Linked DNA regions of Homo sapiens: regions 2, 3, 4, 5, 6 and 7 are each linked to region 1. A link is a contact called in ENCODE Hi-C or POLR2A ChIA-PET data. All regions are on one chromosome and are shown on one strand. The core of a region is the stretch at or near the end of the contact, and the rest is flanking DNA. Distances in the headings are between cores, read along the strand shown. Region 1 overlaps SDK1 (sidekick cell adhesion molecule 1). Region 2 overlaps CARD11 (caspase recruitment domain family member 11). Region 3 has its middle 23 kb from the start of CARD11. Region 4 overlaps LOC105375130 (a long non-coding RNA gene). Region 5 overlaps FOXK1 (forkhead box K1). Region 6 holds the start of FOXK1 (forkhead box K1). Region 7 has its middle 41 kb from the start of FOXK1.

Region 1 (3,809 bases), core at 915-3,414:
CATGTACCTGTCAAAAGGGCCACCCGTAGGAGCACACAGGCCAAAGACAGAGAAACAAATGGGCTCCTATTACTTGTATTTTATACTGATGACACAGGACAGGCTAGTTGGGCTGTTTGCCCACCTGCCTGTCTATGTTGCTTAATTTCTGTGGCTTGAATGAGAGCACAGAGGTCGGCTTCCAGGCACCACCCCGCCACTGGCTGCCCAGTCCTGTGGAGCAGCCCCTCTACGCCCTCCACCCTCCCCTCCTGCCTCCCCTCTACACCCTCCTCTCCCGCATCACCTCTACACTCTACAGCCTCCCCTCCTGCCTCCCCTCTACACCCTCCCCTCCCCTCCTGCCTCCCCTCTACACCCTCCCCTCCCCTCCTGCCTCCCCTCTACACCCTCCCCTCCTGCCTCCCCTCTACACCCTCCACCCTCCCCTCCTGCCTCCCCTCTACACCCTCCCCTCCCCTCCTGCCTCCCCTCTACGCCCTCCACCCTCCCCCCTCCCCTCCTGCTTCTCCTCTACACCCTCCTCTCCCCTCCCACCTCCCCTTTACAACCTCCCCTCAACACCCTCCCTTCCCGCCTCCCCTCTATACTCTCCGCCCTCCGTTCCCACCTCCCCTCTACACCTTCCCCTCTGGCCTCCCCTCTACACCCTCCGCTTCCGTCCCACCTCCCTTCTACACCCTCTACACTGCACCATTCATGGGCTTGAATGAGTGTTGGCCTCAGTTTCCACATCCATAAAATGGAGATGGATGTAGATGGTACCAGCTCATATTGTGAAGGTTAAATGCAAAAATGTCTGTCACAGAGGCTCTGAAATAGTGGCTTTAGTTGCTGTTGGCATAACTCTATTATCCTATATGTCCCATTGCACTCGCTATTTACCAATAATCAGTTATGTGACACACATTTTTCATGTTTAGTGTCTCTGGAATCAGGATGTGCCTCACCACCTATGAAACCATTTTTTTTTTCCTTGGGGTAAGACAAGGATGCCCCTTACCTCTGACTGCAGCACCTTAGTGCCTGTGAGATGCATCTTCCCTCCGAGCCACGCCTTCTCCACGGTCTCCTCATCACACACGAAGCCAGCTGCTCCCACATGTGCCCTGCTCCTGCTGAGCACGATGGCTCGGAAACTCGGACGGCGAGTTTTCACTGGGATGGACTCTTTACCTGGTGGGGCATCTGCTGCCAGCCCCTTCAAGTTGTTCATGGAATTCAGTGCTTGTGGCTTGGGGGCTGGCTCCTGGCCAGGGGTCCCCTCAGGTTCCAGAGTCCCCTGCATCCCTGGCTCATCTCCAGAGCCAGCAGCTGCGGCTGAGTTCTTGTCACACATGGAAGCTCTCTGCTGTCCCCTGTGCCTCCAGCTGCAGAAAGTCCTCTCCTTTTAGGGGCTCACATGATTAAATTGGGCCCACCCAGCGAATCCAAGAGAGTCTCCCTATTTTAAGGTGGGATACCTAATCCCACCTGCAGAGTCCCTCTTGCCAAGTGAGACAGCATATTCATAGATTCCAGAGGTGTGGGTGTGGACACCTCCGGGAGCCGTTCTGTCCACCTCGGTGGACTAGCGTGCAGTGCAGGCCAGCCGAGGGCATGCGTGGGACATGCTGCTCCCTGAGAGGGGCGACCTGGAAGGAACAGGGAGGCAGCGCAGGAAACATCTTTGGATCTTGCAGTGATCCCTACACAGAAGAAGCTTTGCAACTCAGAAGCCAAATCCCAGCAGCATTGGGGATGGGAGAGCAGGAAAAATGCATGGTGTTGTTGGGGGGTCCTTCTCCACTGCGGTTGCCTCCATTGGGCCTGAGCCTGCACTTTGTCACACTGGCATTTTGGAGAGTGAGGTCATTTGACAGAGGCCCTTGGTTTGGGGGCAGTCTGGGAGGTCTCCCCACCTCCTCTCCTGAGACTGGGGAGCTAGAAGCTTGCGCTGCCCCTGGAGGCAGCTGCCATGGGCTCTGGGCCATGTGGAAGGCGGAAAATCTGAGCTGGCCTTTTCCTAACACCCTGACTTCACACAGGGCATGAGAACCTTTCCCTGATGTCTTCATATTGTTTCAAAAGAGGGAGAAGTGTTTGTTTCCATCCCCTGTTTTGTTGGCTGCAGTCAGGATCAATTTTCAGAAGTCCAGGGTGGACCCATGTTGGCAGAGTACCCTTTCTAGACACAGTTGCCACTGACAGGCTAAGACATGCCCTCGCCCTCTTGCCCTCTGAAGAGTAAGTGGTTGAGAGTCTATGCACAGGATGACTCATTTACAATGGGTTTTCCCCAGTGTTTAACTCACGGGCTTTTCACGGTCCATAGGCTTGGCATTTCCTCCGGTTCTTTGCCTTAGAGCAGACTGTGTGTAAAACCGTAGCTGGAAATGGGGAGAAACTCCATCTGAGCAGCCGCTGGGTTAGAATACTAGGAAGGGTTGGCAGGGAGAGAACTCGTACCCTCACACGGTGGGGAAGTACTAAGGGAAGCTCAGAGGCCACGCAGGGCATGGGCAGCTCTGCACCTGCTCCCCAGGCACAGCGACCTGGAAGGCTTTCCAGAACAAGCTAAGAGCATCCACAATGAACAGCCAGATGTTTTCCACCCATGCCTAGCACTGAGCTACTAAAACTGCCCAGGACATTGGCCCCTGCAGGCGGTGGCAGGCTGCCCCCCAGACCTTGCCCATGCCACAGTACTATGGAGAGTGTGGAGTGGGATGAGTTTTCTCACCAGGTGGCATGCTGTGTGCCAAACACAGATGGTCCCTGGCTAGGGTGGAGAGAGGTCACCACTTGGAGAGGAGCAGCATCGTCTGGGCCTGGAGGTCCCCAGAGCCATGCACTTGCTCAGCCAAGCCAGCTTCGGGTCACTGTGTGGAGTGCCCGTCTCCCTGACCCCAGCGAGGTCCCTTCCTGGCACTCGAGGGAAGCCTCGGGGGACTGTACCAGGCGACAACGGTAATCAGTACCTCAGGGAAGGCACCCTGGGCCCGTAGGTGCCGACCATTGTTATCTATGGATTTTGTATCATCAAAGCACAGGTCATCTTGGGTGAATCTCAAGGGAACCATGAAGAGTGAAAAAAATAGTTGCAAAAGTTACACTCGATGACCTCCTTTCTGTAACGTTCTTGAAATGACAAACCTACAGAAACAGAGAACGGATTAGTGGTTGTGAGGGGTGGGGGTTTGGGGTGCTCCTGGTCATGGAAGGCAACACCCTTGTGCTGATGGACACGTGGACCTACACACGTAATAATGTTGCATGGGACGTGCATGTGCCGTCTTTTCACGCACACTTGAGCGCAGGAAACACTGGCAAGAGCTGGATAAATTAGGTTGATTGTATCAGTAGCAGTATCCTGATCATGATGTTATGCTATCGTTTTTTGCAAGATGTTACCATTGCGGGAAGCCGAGTGAAGGGTCCATGAGCTCTTTCAGTGTTACAGTGTTACTTCTCACAACTGCACGGACTCGACAGTTTTCTAAAAAGAAAACGCTCAACTAAGAAGAGGAAAACTATAATTAATCATAAGCAAATGTTGTTGTCGAATGTATGTTTTTTTCCTTTTTCCTTCCATGCTTTTAATCAGATCATGACGGTAGATATTGACTTAGCTTCCCTGATGAATACAGGTCAGGACCTGCACACAAGGGCCCTGACAGCAGGCAGCTACTGTATGTATAGTTGGAATATAAATAATACTGCCTTCATGATTATTGATTGAGGAAACGTGATCAAATGGGGGATGTATGAGTTGTGCAATGAAGATGAGCTTGAAAAAGGTAGACATTAAATGCTGGCAATATTTCTTC
Region 2 (3,809 bases), core at 838-3,337, 980 kb before region 1:
AATCCCAGAACTTTGGGAGGTGGAGGTGGGCCTATCACTTAAGGTCAGGAGTTTGAGACCAGCCTGGCCAACACGGTGAAACCCCGTCTCTATTAAAAATACAAAAATTAGCCGGTCGTGGTGGCATGTGTCTGTAATCCCAGTTACTCTGGAGGCCGAGGCAGGAGAATTGCTTGAACCCGGGAGGCAGAGGTTGCAGTGAGCCGAGATGGCGCCACTGCACTCCAGCCTGGGCGACAAGAGCAAAGCTCCGTCTCAAACAAACAAACAAACAAACAATCACAAAAATCAGCCGGGCGTGGTGGCAGGCCCCTGTAATCCCAGTTACTTGGGAGGCTGAGGCAGGAAAATCACTTGAATCCGGGAGGCGGAGGTTGTAGTGAGCTGAGATTGCACTACTGCACTCCAGTCTGGGCGACAGAGTAAAACTGTCAAAAAAAAAAAAAAAAAAAAAAAGACATCTTATCCATAGAATGGAATATTATTCATCCATACAAAGGCACGAAGAAGCATTGCTGCTTGCTGTGGCACAGATGAGCCTTGCAGACACTAAGCTCAGTGAAAGAAGCCAGACACAAAAGGCCACACATCATAAGATGCCATTTAGATGAAACGCCCAGAATAGGCAAATCCATAGATTCAGAAGGCAGGTTCGTGGGTACCAGGGACTGGGGGGAGGCAGGGATGGAGGAGGGGGTGGGTATTAATGGGGATGAGGTTTCCTTTTGGGGTGATGAAACTGTCCTGGGGCTGGATAGAGGTGGTTGTTACATAGCACTATGAATGTACTAGACGCCACCAGGTTATTGATTTTAAAATGGTGACTTTTATGTTATATGAATCTTACCTCAATAAATAAATAGCAACAGGCTGGGTGCAGTGGCTCACACCTGTAGTCCCAGCACTTTGGGAGGCTGAGGCAGGAGGATTACTTGAGCCCAGGAGTCTGAGACCAGTCTGGGCAACATAGCAAGACCCCATCTGGGCAAAAAAATAAAAAGATTAGGCAGGCGTGGTGGGGTATGTCTGTAGTCTCAGCTACTCAGGAGACTGAGGCAGGAGGATTGCTTGACCCAGGAGTTTGAGGCTGCAGTGAGCTATGATCACACCATTGCACTCTAGCCTGGGTGACAGAGGAAGACCCTGTCTCAAAAATAAACTAAACTAAAATAAAAACAGCTACAATTTTTTGAGCCGAGGTGAGCAGGGGCTAGGCCCCAAACCCTCAGTGACTCCAAGCCCCAGACAGCCTGGGCAGGAAGCTCTGATCATCTCTGGTGAAGACCTGAGACTTCCCAGTCTTGGGGAGGGGACACCAAGGGATGAGACAGGTTGTGGGGAAGCTGGGACTTGAGCGCTGTAGGGAGGCCGTGTGCTTGTCATGGGAGGCAACAGTCCACGTGGGAATTGCAGGAATGCCTTTTTTTTTTTTGAGATGGATCTCACTCTGTTGCCAGGCTGGAGTGCAATGGCGTGATCTTGGCTCACTGCAACCTCTGCCTCCCGGGTTCAAGCGATTCTCTCGCCTCAGCCTCCCAAGTAGCTGGGATTACAGGCGTGCACCACCATGCCTGGCTAATTTTTTTGTATTTTTAGTAGAGACGGAGTTTCACCGTGTTAGCCAGGATGGTCTCAATCTCCTGATCTCGCGATCCACCTGCCTCGGCCTCCCAAAGTGGTGGGATTACAGGCGTAAGCCACCGTGCCTGGCCTTTTTTTTTTTTTTCTGAGACAGAGTCTCACTCTGTCGCCAGGCTGGAGTGCAGTGGCGCGATCTTGGCTCACTAAAACCTCTGCCTCCTGGGCTCAAGCGATTCTGCTGCCTCAGCCTCCTGAGTAGCTGAGATTACAGGCACCCGCCACCGTGCCCTAATTTTTGTATTTTTAGTAGAGACGGGGTTTCACCGTGTTGGCCAGGATGGTCTCCATCTCCTGACATTGTGATCTGCACTTACAGGAGGCAGGGTCAAGGAAAGGACAAGATAGAAGCAGAGGTGGAGAAAGAGGGTGAGGTGAGTGGGAGAAGAGGGGACGGCGGGACAGAGGCCTTGTGACAGAAAAGGGAACAAGAACTCAGGGTTTTACGTTGTACCCACAGGTGCAGAGCTGAGAAAAGGAAAGAGAAATGAAGAACGGCAACTCGGAGGGAGGAGACGGTGGGGGTGGCGCGGGCACCGGGTGCAGGCTGAGAAAGCGAGAGGGCGGTCCGGCCAGGGGGTGGGGGTGCTGCAACCAGCTCTGGTCACGCCCCTTCTCCTGAGAGCTCCCAGGACTGCAGGCAACTTGCTGAAGAACTTGGGTAATTTCCCGGAGGCCGGCTCACCTGTTTCCAGCCCATCAGTGATCTTGAAACTTACAAATACTCAGACTCACACTTTCCGCCTATCCGTGCAAGGTAAGAGGAGCCAAACACATCTCGAAATGCACCGATTTTTCTTCTTCTAAGGGGGCAGACTCTCGTGGTGTGCCCCCACCCTCTCTGTTAATGCCTCTATTGTGTAAAAACGTCTTTAGATAAATTTGTCGGGCTTGGAGCCTGGGGTGGCCATTTCTTTGCACTTTATCTACTACAATCCAAGACCAGCAAACATGAGGCCACGTTTTTCCAGTGGTTTCTGCCTCCCCCACCACAGTGGTGACGGAAATACGCTCCCCAGCAACAGTGAGAAGACCCTGGGATTCTGCAGGCTCAGAGATCATCTGTACCCTCCCGCCGTGTAACTGCAAGACGACAAATGAGATGCAAACAGGGAAGTCTTTCTTACGTTTGTGCCAAATGATACAATCACCAATAATGAAATAAGGCACCTGTGAAAACTGCACCCAGAAACGGTCGATCAGTATGGACATGAGGTTGTTAAGAATGCGTTTCCTTAGCATCGAAGAGGGGGTAACTGGCTGCTCTCTGATCATCTGTCTCTTCTTCCCTGTGTGCAGGGAGCTATGAAGGAGCCCACTTAGGAAGCCAGGATTTAAGGTGACAGGAGCATATTGCAGGTGGGGCTCCACCTGCCGGGCAGTGACGGCTGGGGGTCACCCCGAAATCTCTGCACTCAGGGCTGTCAGACGGACGTTACGCGGTATGTGAACTAGAGACACTAAGAGCCTATTATTCTGTTTTGCATTTTAAAGGAGGTCTCTGAGGACCAGCTGATGCTTTCAAACCACTTAAGTCAGCGAAGCCCCAAAAAGGCTGTAGTCTCTTGCAAGCAAAAGTTACCAAGGGGCTGCCGAGGGTCTTCAAGCCCGCAGGACTTAAGAAATTCCCGAGTGTTTCACCAGGAATTGAGGAATCTACTCGGATCCCTTTCAGGGATCCCGGGGGGAGGGGAACTTCCCCTTTGGGGTCCCCAGTCCTACTGTCTCTTTGGGAAGCTCCTTGTCCCACAGTCGCCTGGTTTGTCCTCCGGTGTTTGTGGGCAGGGGCTGGGCCTTTGGTGCCCCGGTGGACACCAGCGAGCCACAGCCTCATTTCTTAGCATTTGCAATCTCAAGAGATCCCAGAGGAACCGTCTGGAAGGTGCTTGCGGGGTTGAGGGGTGGGGAACACGAACCCTTCCCAGACCTGGGGAGGGCCAGGCTGCAAGGCCCCACGTTTTGGAAACAGACCCTGTACACACTTCCTCTCCACCCAGCTGGGGGCCACGGGCAACTCAGGCCTTGAGACACACTCTGCGCACTGAGCCCCACTCCCCGGCCCCTGGCACTGTCCCAGTCAGAAGAAAATAAGACCCAGTGCCACATGACAACGGGAGCATCCTGGCCTGTGTGGGTCACCGGGCATGTATGGAGAGCGTCTACGGGCTGGA
Region 3 (3,809 bases), core at 847-3,346, 890 kb before region 1:
ATTGGTAAAATGCTTAACTCAGAACCTGGCAATGGGGGTGGTGTGTGTGTGTGTGTGTGTGTGTGTGTGTGTGTGTGTGTGTGTGCCCTGTTTCCTCCCCGCCCCGACACTTGCCTTTGAGATTAGAGGAGCTTGTTGTGTGGCTTCTGTAAAGTTCCCAGACTCTGGTGAGTGTCACATCAGTGTCTGATGAAAGGCAGCTTGTAAATATAAAATGCTGCTTTGATTGCAATAAAGGTTCATGCACAAAGTAAGAGAAATAACAGGAACAAAAATAAAGAAAAGAAAAAAGTTCAGGCTAGGTCAACAAGTCCACGTTTCCTACCTGAACTGTGGGCTCTGGGATGGGTTGTTGGGGACAGACCTTGAAGCAGAGAGGACCACAGAGCCAGGACCAGGGCCACAGGGCTTGAGGAATTGTCTATTCCTGCTGAGGGTGGGGAGTTCAGGAGAGCAACGATTTCTGTTCCTTGTTGATGACCTTGGCCAACTCTTCGACTCCTCAGGCTGCTCTTTTTCCCGCCCCCAGGTGGCGCTCTTTCCTCCTTCCTTCCCACCCCTCCATTGGTGACTTCATCCACCATCGTGGTGCAGCCCTAGCTTCTATCTGGACAACGCCCACCTTTCCCTCCCATACCGATCTCAGTGACGTCTCCATGAAGCCCTTCTAAGTTTCACCCATGCAGAGGTGGAAATACATGATTGCACTTGTTATTTAAGGAGGTTTCCTGTGTGCCCCCGCTGTGCTGAGGCCTCGATATAGAATCTCAGTTATTCCTCAGGAAATCTTCGCATGCAAGTGGTTTATTTGGGAAAGGATCCCAGGAAACACTGGCAGGAGAGATGGGAAGTGAGACGGGAAGGGAAGGCGGCCAGCAAAGGGGGCATGGATGGATGAGCTGGTCATAGAATGTTTGAAGAGACATGGCTTAGGAAGGAAATTCATTTGAATTTTTTTAACTTTGGACCTGTGCTTTCAAATGTCTTCTCCCTTGCCTGGCACAGTGGCTCATGCCTGTAACCCAGCATTTTGGAAGGCCGTGCAGGAGGATTAATTAAGGCCAGGAGTTTGAGACTAGCCTGGGCAACATAGTGAGACCTCGTCTCTATAAAAAAATCAAAAATATTAGTGGGGCATGATGGTGTAGACCTGTAGTCCCAGCTAGTTGGGAGGCTGAGGAGGGAGAATTGCTTGAGCACAGGAGTTTGAGGCTGCAGTGAGCTATGATTGTGCCACTGTACTGCAGCCTGGGTGACAGCGCAAGACCCTTTCTAAAAAAAGAAAGAGAGAGAGAGAAGGGAGAGAGAAAAGAAGGAAGAAAGGAAGGAAGGAAGGAGAAGAAAGAAGAAAGAAAAAAAGAAAGAAGAAAGAAAAAGAAAGAAAGATGGATGAAAGAAAGAAAAAGAAAGAAAGAAAGAGAAAAAAGCTCACTGTTAGAAAAAGAAGATTGACAAGGATGAAATAATGATAAATCCCAGGGGGATGAGCCTCCCAGCTCAGTCTCTGCTGGAAAAAAGTATTGAAAAGCACAGGTCCACCATGAAAAGAAATTAAAATGAATTTCATTCTTAAGCCAAACATATTCCAGAGAATCCATTTTAAGCCCTCCTGAACATTTATTGAAACCCCCTTCCATCTCCAACCCCAAAAGCTCCAAAGGACCTCACTTCTTGCTCCCCTTCCCAAGCCCCTGCTCTCAGCCTCCTCTCCCCTCTTCCCCATCTGTCCCATAAATTTGATCCCAGCAAGCAAGAATCCCTTCTTTTTATGAGCTAGAAAACTGACCAGTGACAGAAGATTTTTATTCACAGGAGGAGAGAGAGGATACTTCATTAATTTCAGTCCTACCTGTTGTACATATGTGTGTCCTGTAATAAATCATTTGTCTGACCCTTGTTTCTGGTTCCTAGGAGGAAGCTTCTAATTCTTGGAATTTCCTGAGTGATGGGATTGCCTGAGTTTATGCTAACAAGGTGACTCGGGATGGTGGCCAGCCACACCAGAAAGACCAACTGTGTGATTAGAGAGTTGGGACTTTGGGCCAGTGACATCAGCCTGATGATGTCTGGGGAGTGGAGGGGTTGCTGGAGATTGAGTTCAATCATGTGGCCAGTTATCTAGTCAATCATGCCTACATAATGAAACCACAAAAAAACCTCTGAATGATGAGACTCAGTTGAGCTCCCCGGGTTGGGAGTCATACTTCTGTGTGCTCAGAGGGCGACACAGAAGCTTTGTGAATTGGGCCCTCCCATGGGTTTTTTTTGGGGGGGTTGTTCCTTTATAATAAACAATTATAGAAAGTACAGTGCTTTTTTAGTGCTTTGAGTTGGTCTATGAGTTACTGAACCTGAGAGAGTAATGGGAGCCCCCGAATGTGTAGCCAGTTTGTCAGAAGTGTGGGTGGCCTGGGAGCCCTGGCGCTTGCAGTGGGTGCCTGAAGGGAGGACAGTCTTGTGGAAGACTGTGCCCTTAACCTGTGAAATGTGACCCAAGTCCAGGTGGCTGGTGTCAAAACTGCATTGCCTTATACTGTGGCTCAGACCATATGACAGAGATGAGAATCTGTCATTTCTGCTTGGAGAAATCAGTTTTTGGGGTGTGACTAATTTTTGCTCTGGGACCCAGATTTCACCCCCCCTAGAGTTGAGAGTTCTGCCCTTGTGTTTTATTTTCTGCTTTTGGCTAGAGATGTGAATGAGGGTGAGAAGATTATTGCCTGGGGATTGAAAACCAGGCCACAATGAAGTGGGACCCCCAAGGCCAAGAGTCCTGTCTGTGTTTTCCTCCTATAGGGAGATTGGCAGGTGGGGTCAGAGGCTACATTCATAAAGCATCTCAATTTTCCTCCACAGTTTGTGCTACTTAATGGCCCTGCATAAATACTTCTACAAGAGCCAACAAATTAATGACTCATAAGGCCCTTTAAAGCATTGGAAAGAAACTAAAAAGGAGATCTAATTTGTTTGGTTCAGGATTATTGGTATCAAGCTGGGTTTGGTGTCTTTTGTTTACTCATTGGTTTCCAAAAATAAATTTTGGGAAAACAGACCATTAAGGATAAAAGATGCTCCAGTGTACTTGAAACTGTTTGAGAAACAGGTAAAAAGGCAGTAAAATATAAAATTTATTGTGGCTGAGGGTTTTTCTAATGCCAAGCACAACAGCAGTAGACAGAAGCACAAACTGTGGACAATTGACCTTGGCTGGATCATGCCTTCTTCCCAATTTCCCAGGGCAGAGTGTCCCATTACGTAGAAATAAAAAAGAAATGCATTGTGTCTAGAGCCTGGAATGTGGGGTCCTCTGGGAATATTCATTTCAGTTACGCAACAAATATTTATTAAGCCTAGATTGCGCCTGGCCTATCTTGAGCTACTTTTATTAGAAGCCTTCTCTCAGAGGCTTTAAATATCTCTACCACCCACATATAGCAGCTCCAACGCTTTGATGTCATACAAAATTAGGCCAGAGTCATACTTCCATCACCCACAAGCTCTGTGACCATGGGCAACCTCAGCTTCCTCATTTGTAAAAATGAGTTGTAGTGGGTGAAACAGTATCCTCCAAAAATTCATGTCTACTGGAAACTCAGAATGTGAGTGTATTTGGAAATAGGGTCTTTGCAGATAAAATTAGTTAAGGATCTCAAGGTGAAATCATTCTGGATTTAGGGTTGGCTGTAAATCTAACGATGAGTTTCTATATAAGAAGGGGAGAAGATAGAGAGAGACAGAGAGAGAGAGACCGTGTGAAGATGGAGGCAGAGAAAGCAGTGATGCATCTACAAGTCCGTGAACACCAAGGA
Region 4 (3,809 bases), core at 824-3,323, 860 kb before region 1:
ACCAAGTGATGCTCCCATTTCAGCCTTTTGAATAGCTGGGACCACAGGTGTGTGCCACTAAAAGATTGTTTTCTGTAGAGAAGGGGTCTCCCTGTGTCCCGGCTGGTCTTGGACTCAAGGGATCCTCCCACCTCAGCCTCCTAAAGTACGGGGATTACAGATGTAAGCCACCACACCCAGCCACAAATTTCTACAAAGAAGAGTTACACAGTGTTCTCACAGTCTACAGTAGGAGGGTTGGACTCGCTCAAAAGGAGGGGAGCTTCTCTGAGGAAGTGGCCCAAAAGATGAGAGAGAGTCAATTAGGTTTTTAAAAAAAAAAAAAAAAAAAAGCCATCCAGGCTGGGGAATGAGCATTTGCAAAGGCCCTGTGGCAGGGGGCTCATGGCAAGCAGGAGGTCAGAGTGGAAAGGGAGGGGCGCAGGGCAAGAAGAGATGTGGAGGGGGCAAGGGCCAGGCTTGGAGGGTCAAGTTAAGACACTTTAGTCTTTATCCTAAGAGTAATGGGAACCCCTGAAGGATGTAAAGGGAGTAACTTGGTCAAATTTGTGTTTTAGAAAGACCAGCTGGGGCATGCCTGGTGGCTCATGCCTGTAATCCCAGCACTTTGGGAAGCTGAGTCAGGAGAATCACTTGAGGCCATGAGTTCGAGAACAGTCTGGGCAAAACAGTGAGACCCCAGCTCTACAAAAAATAATTAGCCAGGCGTGAAGGTACACACCTGTAGTCCCAGCTACTCAGGAGGCTGAGGTGGGAGAATTGCTTGAACCCGGGAGTTCAAGGCTTCAGTGAGCTACAATCCTGCCCCTGCACTCCAGCCTGGGCGACAAGAGAGAAACCCTATCTTAAAAAAATAAAAATAAAGGCCACCCTGGCTGCTCGCAGGGGGCTGGACTGCCCCCACCACATGGCCCTGCAGAAATGAAGGCCTAGTCCCTGGGTGGTGGGAGGGCTGCTGGCAGAAAGTCCCGGCTCCCCATCCTTCAGGGATAGTGGCTGTGGGGAACGTGCTGGCTCTGAGGCATACTCCATTCCAGGACAGCCAGCAGCTGATGCATGATCAACGAGGGGTAAAAAGGCCCAGACTCAGCTCTGAGGGTCTCCCCACCCCATTTCCAGATTCCCTTCAGGGTTGTCTGAAGCCTTCACGGAGGCTGCCTCAAAGCTCAATATCCTTCCTGCCTAATTCTGTACTTTTCCCTTCCCCGGATGCCAGTCCTAAGAGAACCCCTTGACAGATCTCCTGCACAGTCTCCTCCCTCTCTGAGTCTGCTTCCTGGGGCACCCACCCCTCCACCCTCCGGCAGGAGAAGGGATCAGAGACAGTACAGAGTGGAGGAGGGGATGGGCTCTCTAAGTCAGATGGAGCGAGCTCACGGCCTGCACTGGGTGGTGACGGAAGAGACCCAGGCAAGGAGGGCGCCTGTCAGGGCTAAATCATGTCCCCACAAACGATGTTAAACCTCCAAAAGATCATGTCCTAACCCCCAATGCCTGCAAATGCCATCTTATTTGGAAACAGGGTCTTTGCAGATAATCAAGTCAAGATGAGGTTCTTAGGGTGGGCCCTAAACCAAGATGACTAGTGTCTTCATGAAAAGGGAAATTTGGACACAGACACACAGGAGAGCACACGTGAGGATGAAGGTGGAGATCAGAGGGATGCGTCTACAAGTCGAGGATCACTGCAGATTGTGGAGAACCACCGGGAGCTGGGGAGAGGCCTGGGGCAGGTTCTCTGCCCCCAGAAGGAACCAACCCTACCAACACCTTGATCTTGGACCTCTGGCCTCCAGCCCCATGAGGCCATACATTTCTGTTGTTTAAGTTGCCCTGTTTGTGGTACTTTGTCGTGGCAGGCCCAGCATACTAATATAGGACCCAAGAGGTAGCTGGGGAAAGATTGGGCAAACTGTGTGCATGGCATCATTACTCAGGTCAAAAATTTGAAATGAAGCTCAAACTTAAAAATATTGGTAAGTATGAAAAAAAAAGCATGATAAAAAAAAAAAAAAGAAAAGCTATTGCTGCTAAAGGAAGAAGGGTAGGGTTTCCCCACCTCCATCAGCTTGCAAAAATGAGGCTGGTGACGTGGCTGTGGGTCTCATTTCCTGCACGGCCTGTTGGGGTTTGTGTAGTTTCTGGGCACTCAGCTTGAGAGGCTGACCTCCCAAAGGCATTGGGAGCCTGCGGGAGCCAGCCAGGGGGAGCACAGCTGTGCAGCCATGCCTGTTTGTCCTGACCCTACAGCAGGACGCAGGCGCCCCACCACCCAGAACCCCAGAACCGGATGTAGGAGGTGGTGAGAGCTGCATTGGTTGATTTCCTATTTTCTTCCTTCCTATTTTTTTTTTTTTAATTTTTTAGAGCAAGGTCTTGCTCTGTTGCCCACGCTGGAGTGCAGTGGTTCAATCATAGCTCACTGCAGCCTCTACCTCCCGGGCTCAAGCAATCCTCCTGCCTTAGCCTCCTGAGTAGCTGAGACCACAGATGCATGCCACCATGCTCGGCTAATTTTTAATTTTTTTTTTTTTTTTTGTAGAAAAGGGGGGTCTTGCTATGTGGCTCAGGCTGGTCTCAAACTCTGAAGCTCAAGTGATCCTCCCACGTTGGCTGCCCAAAGTGTGGGGATTATAGGCGTGAGGCACCGCACCTGGCCTGATCTCCTATTTCAGTAATGTATCACCTCCTGTGCAAAGAAGGAAGATTGTTGCAAATTAAACATAAAAACATGAAAGCTTTTCAAGCTGGGTATCTAAGTAGCCTTTTCATTCCCACCAACTCCATGACAGATTCCTATATGTGTTGTGCATAACCATTATTAAAATAACAATATCGCCCTGTTGGAAGAATTCAGAATGTCACTAGAACATTCTAAAGATAAAGGCCAAAAAAAACCCAAACCCCCCCCCCACACACACAAAAAACACAACCAAGCTTTATCTTTGGAACAGAATAAGGTTAAAAAAAATTAAAATAATCACAAAGGTATGATTTAATCTTTACAATGTTATAAATATTAATATGAAAAAGACTTTATATTGGGAAACATTATTATACAGTATAACGCTAATTTTATGAAAATCAATTCATTTAGTGCTCATACATTTTTTACCTCTCTCTTTGGCTTTTGCTGACGATTTACGTCTTATCATTTTCTACTTCAACACCTACCACCTTGCACTGGGGTACAGTGCAGGATTTGGACATCACAATTTTTTCTTCAGTAATGCCCCAAGGTTTCCCACAGATAAGAGGAGAAGGTTGGCCAGGTGTGGTGGCTCATACCTGTAATGGCAGCACTTTGGAAGGCTGAGGTGGGAGGATCACTTGAGCCTGGGTGTTTGAAATCAGTCTGGGTAACATAATGAGACCTCATCTCTATTAAAATTAAAAAACTAGCCAGGCATGGTGGTGAACACCTATAGTCCCAGCTACTCGGGAGGCTGAGGCAGGAGGATCACTTGAGCCCAGGAGGTTGAGGCTGCAGTGAGCCATGATTGTACCACTGCACTCCAGTCTGGGCCCCAGAGCAAGATCCTATCTCAAAAACAGCAACAACAAAAGAATAGGATGTTGCCAAAATAGGACAAACAACTGAGCTGAACGTTGGATGTTTTTAATCATAAGCATGGCTTGATTTACATCACTCCCTTCAGAAATGCAAAGGCTTCAGACATCGAGCCAAAGGCAAAACCATTGCAGGTATGTGGGGCCGGGAGAGCCCCAGCGAAGTCAGCTTGGTGCCCACTCCAGGCAGGCACAGGGCCAGCCCTGCTATGCTCCTTATCTCCTTTAATCCCCTAGCA
Region 5 (3,809 bases), core at 1-2,500, 790 kb after region 1:
TCCCTGGTTCAAGCAATTCCCCTGTCTCAGCCTTGAGAGTAGGTGGGAATACAGGCACATGCCACCACGCCCGGCTAATTTTTGTGTGTTTTTAGTAGAGATGGGGTTTCACCGTATTGAAAGAAAGAAAAATGTTTTGGTTTGCTCCGGGAGGGGGCTTAAAAAAATAAAACTATTTCCCAGTGTTAATCCAAATTTGCATAGTAAAGTCGCTTTTATTACAAGAGAGGTTGTGGTTTGCGAAGGAGTTAAGTGATACCTGTGTTTTAAATTACGGCAGGGAAAATACTGTTTATTTTTATTTTATCTTAGCTTCAGGGGGTACACGTGCATATTTGTGACATGGGTATATTACTGGTGGGGATTGCGCTTCTGGGGTTCCCGTTACCTAAAGGGTGAACCGCGTACCCCGTAGGTCATCTTTCACCCCTCGCCCTCTCCCGCCTCCCTGCTTAGGAGTCCCAGTTTCTCATTGTTTCGATCTTCCTGTTCCCGGGTACCCACTGTTCAGCCACTGCTTGTAAGCAAGAGCAGGCGCTGTGCGGTATTGTTTCTGAGTTGGTTCACTTGGGATAAGCGCCTCCAGCTCCATCGCGTTGCTGCCCAGGTCAAGATTTCATTCTTTTTTATAGCTGGGAGTAAAGAAATTGTGTACTGAGCACCTGAAGCTCTTGCAGCTGGAGCTGTTCTGAGAAGCTGGGTGGCGGCCTCCTGTGACTGCGAGTCCCCGTCAGGGGGTGCGAGCAGCTCCCTGGGCCTGCACCTGCCCTGCTCTTGCTGCGGGAGCCAGGAAGGTGGGGGGCCACCCCTTTCCCCTCCTTCCGCCCAGTCCTGTTCTTTGAAACCGCCCTGTGCAAAGACCGGATTCTTGTTGGGGAGAATTCTGTGCGGAGAAAGTAGTAAGTTAGGGACTGGCTGTCTGGCTTTTTGGCCTTCCATTGTTACAATAAAAGCCTCTCTGTTTACATCCGTTTATCTTAGCACCCTGGAATTCAATTGAGTGTTTAGAAACCTCAGAGGCCCTTGAGGTTTTCCCTGCCAAGATACTTTTCAGTTTGAGTTTCTGCTGTAGGGTGGAGCCGGCGTGTTTACAAACACTCCCTGCCCTTCCCTGCCACCTCCCCACTCTCCTCCTCTCTGGCTGCGCTCCCTAACAGATCGGGAGGTGGGAGCGGGGCCAGGCCAGAAGAGCTGGCTGCCTGCAAGGCTGTCCCCTCCCAGTGCCGCCCCGCCCCCGCGGTGCCTGCCTTCCTAATTTGGTGTGCATTCGCCTCGCCAGTCCTCATTGGCCGTGGAGTGGCTGGCTCGGTGTAGGCCGGGCTCGCCCAGGGCCCCTCATTCCCAGGAGTCGGGAGTGGCTTGGGAGCGGCTTTTTCCTGGGGGAGCCTCCCTGATCAGCTGCCCCTGCCCCCGCCCCCCGCGCCACCCTGCGTCCTTCCTTTCCGTTTCTCGCAGGCCCTCGCTCCTTTTCCCAGGGTGGGTGGGTATGGGTGTGGGTGTGTGGTTTTGTGTGTGTGTGTGTGTTTCTGATTTATTTTTTTCTGCCCTGAAGTACTCCACCCAGAAAATGAATGAACTCTCTTTGAAATAAATTCTGCTATCTTTAGCAGAAGTTTGACCTTTTCTTTCCTTTTTGCAAAGAAGGATTTTTACAGGCCAGGCGCCCGGTGGCTCAGGCCTGTAATCCCAGCACTTTGGGAGGCTGAGGCAGGCGGATCACCTGAGGTCAGGAGTTCGAGACCAGCCTGGTCAACATTGTGAAACCCCATCTCTACTGAAAATACAAAAATGAGCCAGGTGTGTAATCCAAGCTACTTGGGAGGCTGAGGCAGGAGAATTGCTTGAACCTAGGAGGCAGAGGTTGCAGTGAACCAAGATTGCACCACTCCAGACTGGGCGGCAGAGCGAGACTCCATCTCAAAAAAAAAAGTGTTTTTAGGAAGGAATTAAAGTATTTAATGAAAGAATTCAAGTAGTTAATCATTTTCTAGGTTCCATCAGACAGACACCAGTCTAAAAAGTGTTCCTTAGAGGTAGAGTTTTAAGAAAACTGCTGAAATTCAGTGAAAGGACATTGCACAGAGTGACTGTTTTTGCTCATGAGGGCAAGACTTCAAGAGCTGTTTCTCTTAAGGCTCTTCCTGATTTCTCCAACGTGGAGATCAAAAATGAAAGTAACTCGTACAATTCGGCGAAGGTCAGCAGTATGTAAATATACAGTAAAAATGCAGCAACTGACTTCAAAATCTTTCCCTTTTAATCATGATTTTTAAACAGTTCTGTCTTATTGCTAGATAACATTCAGTCCTAACTTGGTTTATGTTGTTTTGTAAAGTTAGAGGTCTTTTGAGTTTGGAGGTTATTGGATCTACGTTAGAAATACTCTCCTTTTTCTGACAACTTTGGTAGCTTCCTGCAGGGTGATTCATCTCTTTCAAAGTTTCTGGTTGGCTGGGTGTGGTGACGCACTTTGGGAAGCTGAGGCAGGAGGATTGCTTGAGGCCAGGAGTTCCAGACAAGCCTGGGCAGCATAGTGAGACCCCCATCTCTAAAAAAAAAAATTTTTTTGCTAATTAGCCAGGTGCAGTGGCTCATGTCTTTAGACCCAGCTACTCGGGAGGCTGAGGCAGGAGGATCGCTTGAGCCCAGCAGTTGGAGGCTGTGGCGAGCTATGATGTCACCACTGCACTCCAACCTGGGCAACAGAGCAAGACCCTGTCTCAAAAAATTAATAATTAAAAAACACAAGTTTGTGGCTGCAGCCTTCCGTGTGTTTTCAGCAGGGCTGCAGGAGGATTGTGGTGCGAATGTGTGAATCACCCCTAGCGGGAATCCTGCCTGGCTGATCTGGGCTGGCTGTGCCAGCATTTGCAAATCCAGTGAGGGTCCCTCTTCCCTTGTCTGCCTGTCCCTGTCCCTGTAGGCCTTGCTGCCCCTCCCCACCCCACCACACCCTCTTATGTCTTTTCCCAGCTGAGAACTCTGGGGAAGTAACTATTGTTTCCTCCACATGGGAAGGTTGGGACTTTCTGTCTTCCTTTTATTTTTCCCTCCTGCCTAGATCCCTTCGAGGGGCAACTTTGGCGCTAAAGTGTTGGGAGTTCGGAATGAAGCTTGGTAGGGAAGTCCTTGTGTTTGTCCGAATCTGTTGAAAGGACATCCCCACGCCCGCGTTTCCTGTAATCTCGGAGGGTCCTAGCGCCCGACTTCTCAGGTCAGCCTCGGGTGACAAGCGGCTTGTGTGGAGTAGGCCTGTTGCATGGCTTCTGTGCGGGCATGTTACGCACGAGGACAGCCCTTTCCGGGTTCCATGAGCCTCAGGGGAAGCAGGAGGCGCCTGCAGACACGGAGCTGACCCCGGAACCTGCCTAGCTGCGGGGCCGCCTCTCCGCTCAAGCACCCACTCAGCTCTGTGAGGTCTATGCCTAACATGAGAGCAGCTCCTGTTGAAGCCACCATGCTGGTTATTCTCACCAGGGCAAAGTGCACTTCAGAAACAAGTTAATTTTATTTTCTAAATTATTATTTTTAATGCTGGTTCCAATTTGGGTTTGGGGGGTTGATTTTGTTTTTGTTTGTTTGTTTTTTGGGACAGGGTCTCACTCTATTGCCCAGGCTGGAGTGCAGTGGCACAGTCACAGCTCACTGCAACCTCAACCTCCCGGGCTCAAGCGATCCTCCCACTGCAGCCTCCTGAGTAGCTAGGACTACAGGCACCCACCACCACACACACCCAGCTCATTTTTTATTTTCGTTGAGATGGTGTCTTGCCCAGGCTGGTCCTGAACTCCTGGCCTCAAGCAGTCTTC
Region 6 (3,809 bases), core at 1,310-3,809, 730 kb after region 1:
AAGCTCCACCAGGGAGGGAACTGTGTCTCCTTTCCCACCCTTAATAATTCGTAAATGAGGGAAATGTGGAAACTGCACCGCCTTTTTAGGGGAACCTGAACTGGCAATGGAGGACCAGGCTACTGAAGTCCGAAAGGGATCCCAATGATGCCCACGTTTGCCACTCCCTGTTTTCAGCTAAGATTTCTCTCTGGGGCATTCTCTCAGATCTGTCTTAGCTGGATCTAGCATATTGAATGAGTGAAGGGCTCCAGAAAGAAAGAGAGATAGGCTGGGCGTGGTGGCTCACGCCTGTAACCCAGCATTTGGGGAGGCTGAGGTGGCAGACTGCTTGAGCCCCAAAGTTGAACACCAACTTGGGCAATATAATGAGACCCTGTCTCTATAAAAAAATTGAAAAAGGCCAGGTGAGGCGGCTCCCGCCTGCAGCCCCAGCACTTTAGGAGGTCGAGGCAGGTGGATCACCTGAGGTCAGGAGTTTGAGACCAGCTTCACCAACATGGTTGAAACCCCGTCTCTACTAAAAATACAAAAATTAGCTGGGTGTGGTGGCAGATGCCTGTAATCCCAGCGACTTGGGAGGCTGAGGCAGGAGAATCGGTTGCAGTGAGCCGAGACTGCACCATTACACTCCAGCCTGGGTGACAGATTAAGACTCTGCCTTAAAAAAAAAAAAAATTAAAAATTAGTCGGGCATGGTGGCTCATAGTCCCAGCTACTTGGGAGGGTGAGGTGGGAAAATCACCTGAGCCCTGAAGGTTGAGGCTGCAGTGAGCTATGATTGTACCACTGCACTCCAGCCTGGGTGACAGAGTGAGACCCTGTCTCAAAAGAAAAAGACAAGAAAGAGAGAGAAGGAAGGAAGGGAGGGAGGGAGGGAAAGAAAGGAAGGAAGGAAGGAAGGAAGGAAGGAAGGAAGGAAGGAAGGAAGGAAGGAAGGCAGGCAGGCGGCCGGGCACGGTGGCTCCCGCCTGTAATCCCAGGACTTTGGGAGGCTGAGGCGGGCAGATCACCTGAGGTCGGGTTTTCAGGACTAGTCTGACCAACACGGAGAAACCCCATCTCTACTAAAAAAATACAAAATGAGCCGGGCCTGGTGGTACATGACTGTAATCCCAGCTACTTGGGAGGCTGAGGCAGGAGAATTGCTTGAATCCAGGGGGTGGAGGTTGCGTTGAGTCGAGATTGCGCCATTGCACTACAGCCTGGGCAACAAGAGCGAAACTCCGTCTCAAAAAAAAAAAAAAAGAAGGAAGGAAGGAAGGGAAGAAAGAAAGGAAGGAAGGAAGGAAAGGAGGAAGGAAGGAAGGAAGGAAAGGAAGGAAGGAAATGGAGGGAGGAAGGGAGGGAGGGAAGGAAGGAAAGGAAGGAAGGAAGGAAAGGAAAGGAAGGAAGGGAAGGAAAGGAAGGAAGGGAAGGGAAGGAAGGAGAGGAAGGGAAGGGAGGGAGGAAGGGAAGGAAGGAAGGAAAGAAGGGAGGGAGGGAAGGAAGGAAGGAAAGGAAGGAAGGAAAGGAAAGGAAGGAAGGAAAGGGAGGGAGGAAGGAAGAGAGGGAGGGAAGGAAGGAAGGAAAGGAAGGAAGGGAAGGGAAAGAAGGAGAGGAAGGGAAGGGAGGGAGGAAGGGAAGGAAGGAAGGAAGGAAAGAAGGGAGGGAAGGAAGGAATGAAGGGAAGGGAAGGAATGAAGGGAAGGAAGGGAAGGAAGGAAGGAAGGAAAGAAGGAAGGAAGGATGGATCAGGGATTCAGGGATGGATCTCAAGTGGTCTTCAGTTACAGTAGAGTATGATGACCTTTAATCTGAGGGCTTAAGAATGATCAGGCCTGGCACTGTGGCTCACACGGGTAATCCCAGTGCTTTGGGAGGTCGAGATAGATAGATCACTTGAGACCAGGAGTTTGAGACCAGCCTGGCCAACATAGCAAGACCCTGTCTCTATAAGAAGTAAAAAAATTAGCTGGGCGTGGTGGCACTTGTGAGGCAGAGGCAGGAGGGTGACTTGGGCACAGGAGGTGGAAGCTGCAGTGAGCTATGATTTTGCCACCGCACTGCAGCCTGGGCGACAGAGCGAGGTTAGAATATAAACATATGTATTGTATATAATACACATATATTTTATCTTCTGTCTATCTTACACTTTAGGGTTGGGGGCCTGGAGTGTCTGGGGCGGGGAGACTGCTGAGGTCATCCGTCCCTTTCTCCAATGACCCAGGCTCAAAACTTTGTGGCTGGGCATTTCAGGGGTCCCCTCTTCCCCCTGGATGGAGGAAAGGGCGCCCGCCGCCTGCAGCCCCGCGGGGAGGGGACGAGGTGCGCCGGGCCCAGCTCTCCCGGGGGCCCGCCGGCCCTCCCGGCACAGGCCTCGCCCCCAGCCCCGCGCTGGCGCGCGCCACGTGGGCTACGCTGGGCGGGACCGGCGGGCGGGCGAGGCGAGGCGCACGGTGGGCTGGGAGGCTCCGCTCCGCGCCGGCGCGATCTGGCCCGGGTTTCCGCGCCCGCCCAGCGCCCCGACCTCCCCGCCCCCCGCGCCGCCGCTGCAGCCGCCGCCGCCGGAGGCCGCTCGGAGCCGCGCGAACATGGCCGAAGTCGGCGAGGACAGCGGCGCCCGCGCCCTGCTCGCGCTGCGCTCGGCGCCCTGCAGCCCAGTGCTGTGCGCCGCAGCCGCCGCCGCCGCCTTCCCCGCGGCCGCACCCCCGCCGGCCCCCGCGCAGCCCCAGCCTCCGCCCGGGCCGCCGCCGCCGCCGCCACCGCCGCTGCCTCCGGGCGCGATCGCGGGCGCGGGCTCCTCCGGGGGCTCCTCCGGGGTATCCGGGGACTCCGCGGTCGCGGGCGCGGCGCCGGCCCTGGTGGCCGCGGCGGCCGCCTCGGTACGGCAGAGCCCGGGGCCGGCGCTGGCGCGGCTGGAGGGCCGCGAGTTCGAGTTCCTCATGCGCCAGCCCAGCGTCACCATCGGCCGCAACTCGTCGCAGGGCTCGGTGGACTTGAGCATGGGCCTGTCCAGCTTCATCTCGCGGCGCCACCTGCAGCTCAGCTTCCAGGAGCCGCACTTCTACCTGCGCTGCCTCGGCAAGAACGGCGTCTTCGTGGACGGGGCCTTCCAGAGACGCGGCGCGCCCGCCCTGCAGCTGCCCAAGCAGTGAGTGGCCCCGCGACCCCCGCCGCCCGCACCCGGGGCTCGCCCACGACCTCGATCTCTGAGGCCCGGGCCTGGGGATCCCCCTCCAGCTTCCTCGGCCTCGACCCCCACCCCCCGGCCCACCCCCGGTAACCCCCGACCGGCCTGGACTCCGGGGTCAACCCCGACCCCCGCCTCCTGGCTCCCTAGGATCACCCCGACCCCGATCCTGGAGGCTCCAGCCTGAGGATCTCCTCCACTTTCCCCGGTCTGGATACCCCGTCGCCCCCGACCCCCACCGGCCTGGACTCTGGGGTCAGCCCTGACCCACACCTTGCGGCTCCTGGGGTCACCCCTGACCTCATCTCCCACCGGCCTGGGCTCCTGGAGCCACCCATACCCCAAGCCCATCTGGCTGGGCCTCTTAGACCCCTGACCCAGATCCCTGCTGCTCCCCAGCTCCCATCGGCCTGGACTCCGGGGTCATTCTGAACTCCCACTGGCCTGGATCCCTGGGGTCATCTACGTCCCTACCCTGCCTAAACACGCAAGGTTAACCGCGACCCCCACTTCCTAGGCCCCCCCGGAGTCACCCCTGACCGCTAACCCCACAAGCCTGGGCTCGCAGGGCCACTCCCACCCCAGCTCCACCCAGCTGGGTTACTGAGGTCACCTTGACCCCAGTCCCTGCTGCCTG
Region 7 (3,809 bases), core at 953-3,452, 690 kb after region 1:
CTCCCGAGTAGCTGGGACTACAGGCACCTGCCACCACGCCCAGCTAATTTTTGTATTTTTAGTAGAAACGAGGTTTCATCATGTTGCCCAGGCTGGTCTCGAACTCCTGACCTCAGGTGATCCACCCTCCTTGGCCTCCCAAAGTGCTGGGATTACAGGCGTGAGCCACCGCACCCGGCCAAGCTTAACCATTTTCAAGCGTGCAGTTCAGGGGCATTAAGCACATCCACACTGTTGTGTGATCACCACCACCCATCTCCAGAACTCTTTCATCTTCCCAAACTCAAACTCTGTCCCTATCAAACACTCACACCCCTCTCCCTCAGCCCGCAGCCTCTGGTAAGCACCATTCTACTTTCTGTACCTATGAATCTGATGGCTCTAGGAACCCCATATAAGCAGAATCATGCGTGGTCTGTCCTTCTGTGTCTGGCTTATTTCACTCAGCACCATGTCCTCAAGGTTCATCCATGTTGAAGTGTGTGTCAGAATCTCCTTCCTTTTTAAAATTGTGATCATGCCTGTAATCCCAGCACTTTGGGAGGCCAAAGCAGGTGGATCACCTGAAGTCAGGAGTTCAAGACCAGCCTGGCCAAGATGGTGAAACCCTGTCTCTACTAAAAATACCAAAATTAGCCTCGCGTGGCCTGTAATCCAGCTCCTTGGGACGCTGAGACATGGGAATCGCTTGAACCCAGGGGGCAGAGGTTGCAGTGAGCTGAGATCAGGCCACTGCACTTCAGCCTGGGCAACACAGCGAAACTCTGTCTCAAAAAATAATAATAATAAAATAAAGTTGTGATAAAATATACAAAACATTAGGGTAGTGGGGGGGACTAGGAAAAGGGGATGGTTGCTGGGTACAAAAATATAGTTAGATACATAAGTAAGATCTAGAATTTTCTAGCACAGCAGGGTGACCACAGTCAGCACTAATTTGCTGTACATTTTAGAATAACCAAGAGAGTGCAATTGGAATGTTCATCACACAGAAATGATGAATGCTGGGGGTGATGGAAACCCCATTTACCCTAATGTAATTATAATACAAAGATCTCATGTGTCCCATAAATCTATACACCTACTATGTACCCATAAAAATTAACAATTAAAAATTTTTAAATTAAAAATATAGGTCAGGCAAGGTGGCTCACATCTGTAATCCCAAAACTTTGGGAGGCTAAGGTGAGAAGATCGCTTAAGCCCAGGTGTTCAAGACCAGCCTGGGCAACATAGCAAGACCTAATCTCTGCCAAAAATAGAAAAAAACATAGCCAGGCACGGTGGCTTACGCCTATAATCCCAGCACTTTGGGAGGCCGAGGCAGGCAGATCACCTGAGGTCAGAAGTTCGAGATTAGCCTGGCCAACATGGTGAAACCCCGTCTCTACTAAAAATACAAAAAAATTAGCTGGGCGTGTTAGTGCACGCCTGTAATCCTAGCTCCTCAGGAGGCTGAGGCAGGAGAATCGCTTGAACCCGTGAGGCAGAGGCTGCAGTCAGCCGAGATCGTACCACTGCACTCCAGCCTGGGCAACAAAGCAAGACTGCGTCTCAAAAAAGAAAAAAAAAATTAGCTGGGTGTGGTGATGCCTGCCTGTGGTCTCAGCTATTTGGGAGGCTGAGGTAGGAGGAACGCCTGAGTCCGGGAGGTGGAGACTGCAGTGAGCTGTAATGCCACCATTGCACTCCAGCCTGGGCAACAGAACAAGACCCTGTCTGAAAAATAAAAGTAAAAATTTTAAATTAGAGATATATAGATATACACAACATAAACTGCACTCCACCCATTTTAAGGCTAAATCGTACTGCATGGTATGCTCCTCCCTAGGACTGATGTGTCTCGAGGGGGCCTCTTAGCTGCTGGGTGCAGCTGCCCAAGGGGGCACTGCGGGGCCCGATGCCGCCCTCCATCCAGGTCACCACTGCACCTCCACGACCACCCACAGAGGCCCCACTTTGCAGGCGAGAGCCCGGGCTCAGAGGCCAGTGGCCGGCCTGCGCAAGGACACGCAGCAGGTGAACCCTCCGCAAGGCGAGGAGCAGGGCTGGGAAGGGCGAGGGCGCCTCTCCGCGCCCCTCCCCTGCCCGGCCACAGAGCCCGGCCCCGCCCCGGGCCCTGCTCGCGGCCCGCCCTGCGCCGCCACTGCGCAAGCGCAGGAGGAGCAGCGTGGCGCAACCTTAAGGCGCATGCGCGGCCGGCGCAGACTTGCGGAAGGCTCCGTTCCCCTCGCGTGAATCCGCCGATCCGGGCTTTGGGGCCCGCCGGGAGCTCTGTTTATAAACACACGGCGCGGCTGCCGGCGAGGGGTAACCCTAAGGGGAGTGGGGTCGGAGGTCAGAGGTCAGCGGGCGCGGGGTCGCCGGCTGTGAGACCGGCCCCGCCACCCTCGGGGACTGCTGGCTGCGCAGCGTGGCCAGCCGGACCGCCCTACTGCGCACCGGGGCTGCCGGGGCGCCACGTGGTGCGCACGTGGTCCGGCCCCGGCGCGGCAGCTCCCCTCCCCCACCACGCGAGCCTGGCCGCAGCGCCCGCTGGCGGCGCGGCGTTGCACATTGCGCGTGCGCACAACTCGCCGCGAGGCGCCTTCCGGTGGCGCGGCGGGGTCGGTTGCCTCCTCGCGACGGCTGCGCCGGGATGTTCCGGGGCGGTGGGGTCGCCTGCCCAATGTCGGGTGCGCGAGTGACGGGTGGAAGCTGGATTTGTGCGCGTTCTTCAATGCTCCAAAGGGAGGAGGGAGCCTCCGAGAGTCCACGTGGGGCCGGTGGGATTCGCAGGGTCCGTTTTCTAAACATTGGGTGTCCTCGAACCTGGGGGCGCGGGCTGTGTCCGCCCCCAGCAGGGATGACCATGCCTGGGTCAGTGGCTGCATAAATAAATAAACGAATGGGGAGGAAATTGATAAAATATTAAAAGAGTGTTGTTTCAGAGTTTTTACTATGTCACCTCTTACAGATTTATGAGAGTTTGTTGTTTTTTGGAGAAGAGGGGTCTCCCTATGTTACCCAGGCTGGTCTCAAACTCCTGGGCTCAATCCATCCGTCCGCCTCAGCCTCCTGAAGTGCTAGGATTACAGGCGTGAGCCATGGTGCCCGGCCTGTTGATGAGATTCTACGTGAAATATATTGGGCGTTACCTAAGCACTCAGTCAGTGGTAGTTCTTATAGTTGTTGCTTAAAAACAGAAAGAAATGTCATACCGTGTTCTAAAAGGATTTGAGAAAGGTTTGCAAAGACTAAAAAGCAAGTGGCAGGGAAAAATAACATACGCAAACTTCCTCCTGACTTTTTCTGCCATTTTATAGCAAAGGCTCAGAATTGCATTGCCATTGTCGGTTGTTTCGGTAAAATTAGTGTTCCTCAAGTTATCTACTCCAGGGACATTTTTTTTTTCTTGAGACAGGGTCTTACTCTGTTGCCCAGGCTCGAGTGCAGTGGCACAGCCATGACTCACTGCAGCCTCAGCCTCCGGGGTCAAGTGATTCTCCTGCTTCAGTCTCCCGAGTAGCCGGGATTACAGGCGCGAGCCTCCATGCCCAGCTAATTTTTGTATTAATGTACTTTATAGGAGACAGGGTTTTGCCATGTTACCCAGGCTGGTTTCGAACTCCTGGCTTCAAGTAATCCTCCCACCTTAGCCTCCCAAAGTGCTGAGATTACAGGCATGAGTCACCACACCCAGCTCAGCAATATCCTTTATTATTTTATTTTTTATTTTTGTAGAAACGAGTCTCACTGTATTGCGCAGGCTGGTTTCAAACGCCTGGCCTCAAGCAATCCTCCCACCTCAGCCTCCCAAAGTGCTCGGA

Evidence for each region. Hi-C counts contacts between places; a loop is a spot of excess contacts on that map. ChIA-PET counts read pairs that join two places held with the same protein, here RNA polymerase II (POLR2A). Pooled maps may share reads with other maps.
Region 2: a map with no recorded cell type shows a loop between it and region 1 (17-fold over the local background). The contact joins two enhancer-like sites. A Hi-C loop is called at or near these places in 6 of 37 single-sample maps with no recorded cell type and 3 of 50 pooled maps.
Region 3: a pooled map shows a loop between it and region 1 (5-fold over the local background). The contact joins two enhancer-like sites. A Hi-C loop is called at or near these places in 3 of 37 single-sample maps with no recorded cell type and 1 of 50 pooled maps.
Region 4: a loop to region 1 is called in a pooled map, with 6 times the contacts of the local background. The contact joins two enhancer-like sites. A Hi-C loop is called at or near these places in 1 of 37 single-sample maps with no recorded cell type and 1 of 50 pooled maps. POLR2A ChIA-PET finds 5 or more read pairs at or near these places in 1 of 52 experiments (HCT116).
Region 5: a pooled map shows a loop between it and region 1 (7-fold over the local background). The contact joins two enhancer-like sites. A Hi-C loop is called at or near these places in 2 of 37 single-sample maps with no recorded cell type and 4 of 50 pooled maps.
Region 6: a pooled map shows a loop between it and region 1 (23-fold over the local background). The contact joins the promoter of FOXK1 here to the enhancer-like site in region 1. A Hi-C loop is called at or near these places in 3 of 37 single-sample maps with no recorded cell type and 3 of 50 pooled maps.
Region 7: a pooled map shows a loop between it and region 1 (5-fold over the local background). The contact joins two enhancer-like sites. A Hi-C loop is called at or near these places in 2 of 37 single-sample maps with no recorded cell type and 2 of 50 pooled maps.

The regions. Positions count from the first base shown.
Region 1 is chr7:3,953,997-3,957,805 of GRCh38, forward strand. All of the region lies in intron 7 of SDK1 (sidekick cell adhesion molecule 1), which reads left to right. All of the region lies in intron 1 of LOC124901576 (a long non-coding RNA gene), which reads left to right. Among named protein-coding and RNA genes, the nearest start is that of SDK1-AS1, 600 kb to the left of the region's middle. Within about 2 kb of position 2,165, at least 2 of the 41 ENCODE cell types and tissues checked have a DNase peak (open chromatin) inside an H3K27ac peak, as active enhancers do.
Region 2 is chr7:2,976,449-2,980,257 of GRCh38, forward strand. The region is part of intron 1 of CARD11 (caspase recruitment domain family member 11); the gene reads right to left. Among named protein-coding and RNA genes, the nearest start is that of CARD11-AS1, 34 kb to the left of the region's middle. RefSeq lists a silencer at 2,196-2,285 and enhancers at 3,019-3,750, 3,746-3,809, 3,751-3,809. Within about 2 kb of position 2,088, at least 6 of the 41 ENCODE cell types and tissues checked have a DNase peak (open chromatin) inside an H3K27ac peak, as active enhancers do.
Region 3 is chr7:3,065,340-3,069,148 of GRCh38, forward strand. No RefSeq gene overlaps it. Among named protein-coding and RNA genes, the nearest start is that of CARD11, 23 kb to the left of the region's middle. RefSeq lists enhancers at 468-547, 588-637. Within about 2 kb of position 2,097, at least 5 of the 41 ENCODE cell types and tissues checked have a DNase peak (open chromatin) inside an H3K27ac peak, as active enhancers do.
Region 4 is chr7:3,090,523-3,094,331 of GRCh38, forward strand. It overlaps LOC105375130 (a long non-coding RNA gene), which reads right to left. Exons shown (of 2, transcript XR_007060191.1): 2 at 3,604-3,809. Among named protein-coding and RNA genes, the nearest start is that of CARD11, 49 kb to the left of the region's middle. Within about 2 kb of position 2,074, at least 9 of the 41 ENCODE cell types and tissues checked have a DNase peak (open chromatin) inside an H3K27ac peak, as active enhancers do.
Region 5 is chr7:4,743,966-4,747,774 of GRCh38, forward strand. All of the region lies in intron 2 of FOXK1 (forkhead box K1), which reads left to right. Among named protein-coding and RNA genes, the nearest start is that of AP5Z1, 30 kb to the right of the region's middle. RefSeq lists an enhancer at 488-537 and silencers at 1,228-1,327, 1,438-1,487. Within about 2 kb of position 1,251, at least 41 of the 41 ENCODE cell types and tissues checked have a DNase peak (open chromatin) inside an H3K27ac peak, as active enhancers do.
Region 6 is chr7:4,679,736-4,683,544 of GRCh38, forward strand. It overlaps FOXK1 (forkhead box K1), which reads left to right and starts at 2,560. Exons shown (of 9, transcript NM_001037165.2): 1 at 2,560-3,133. The coding sequence starts at 2,574. RefSeq lists enhancers at 1,561-2,061, 2,263-2,557, 3,417-3,809 and silencers at 2,271-2,640, 2,791-2,860.
Region 7 is chr7:4,639,654-4,643,462 of GRCh38, forward strand. No RefSeq gene overlaps it. Among named protein-coding and RNA genes, the nearest start is that of FOXK1, 41 kb to the right of the region's middle. RefSeq lists silencers at 1,967-2,166, 2,267-2,656. Within about 2 kb of position 2,203, at least 36 of the 41 ENCODE cell types and tissues checked have a DNase peak (open chromatin) inside an H3K27ac peak, as active enhancers do.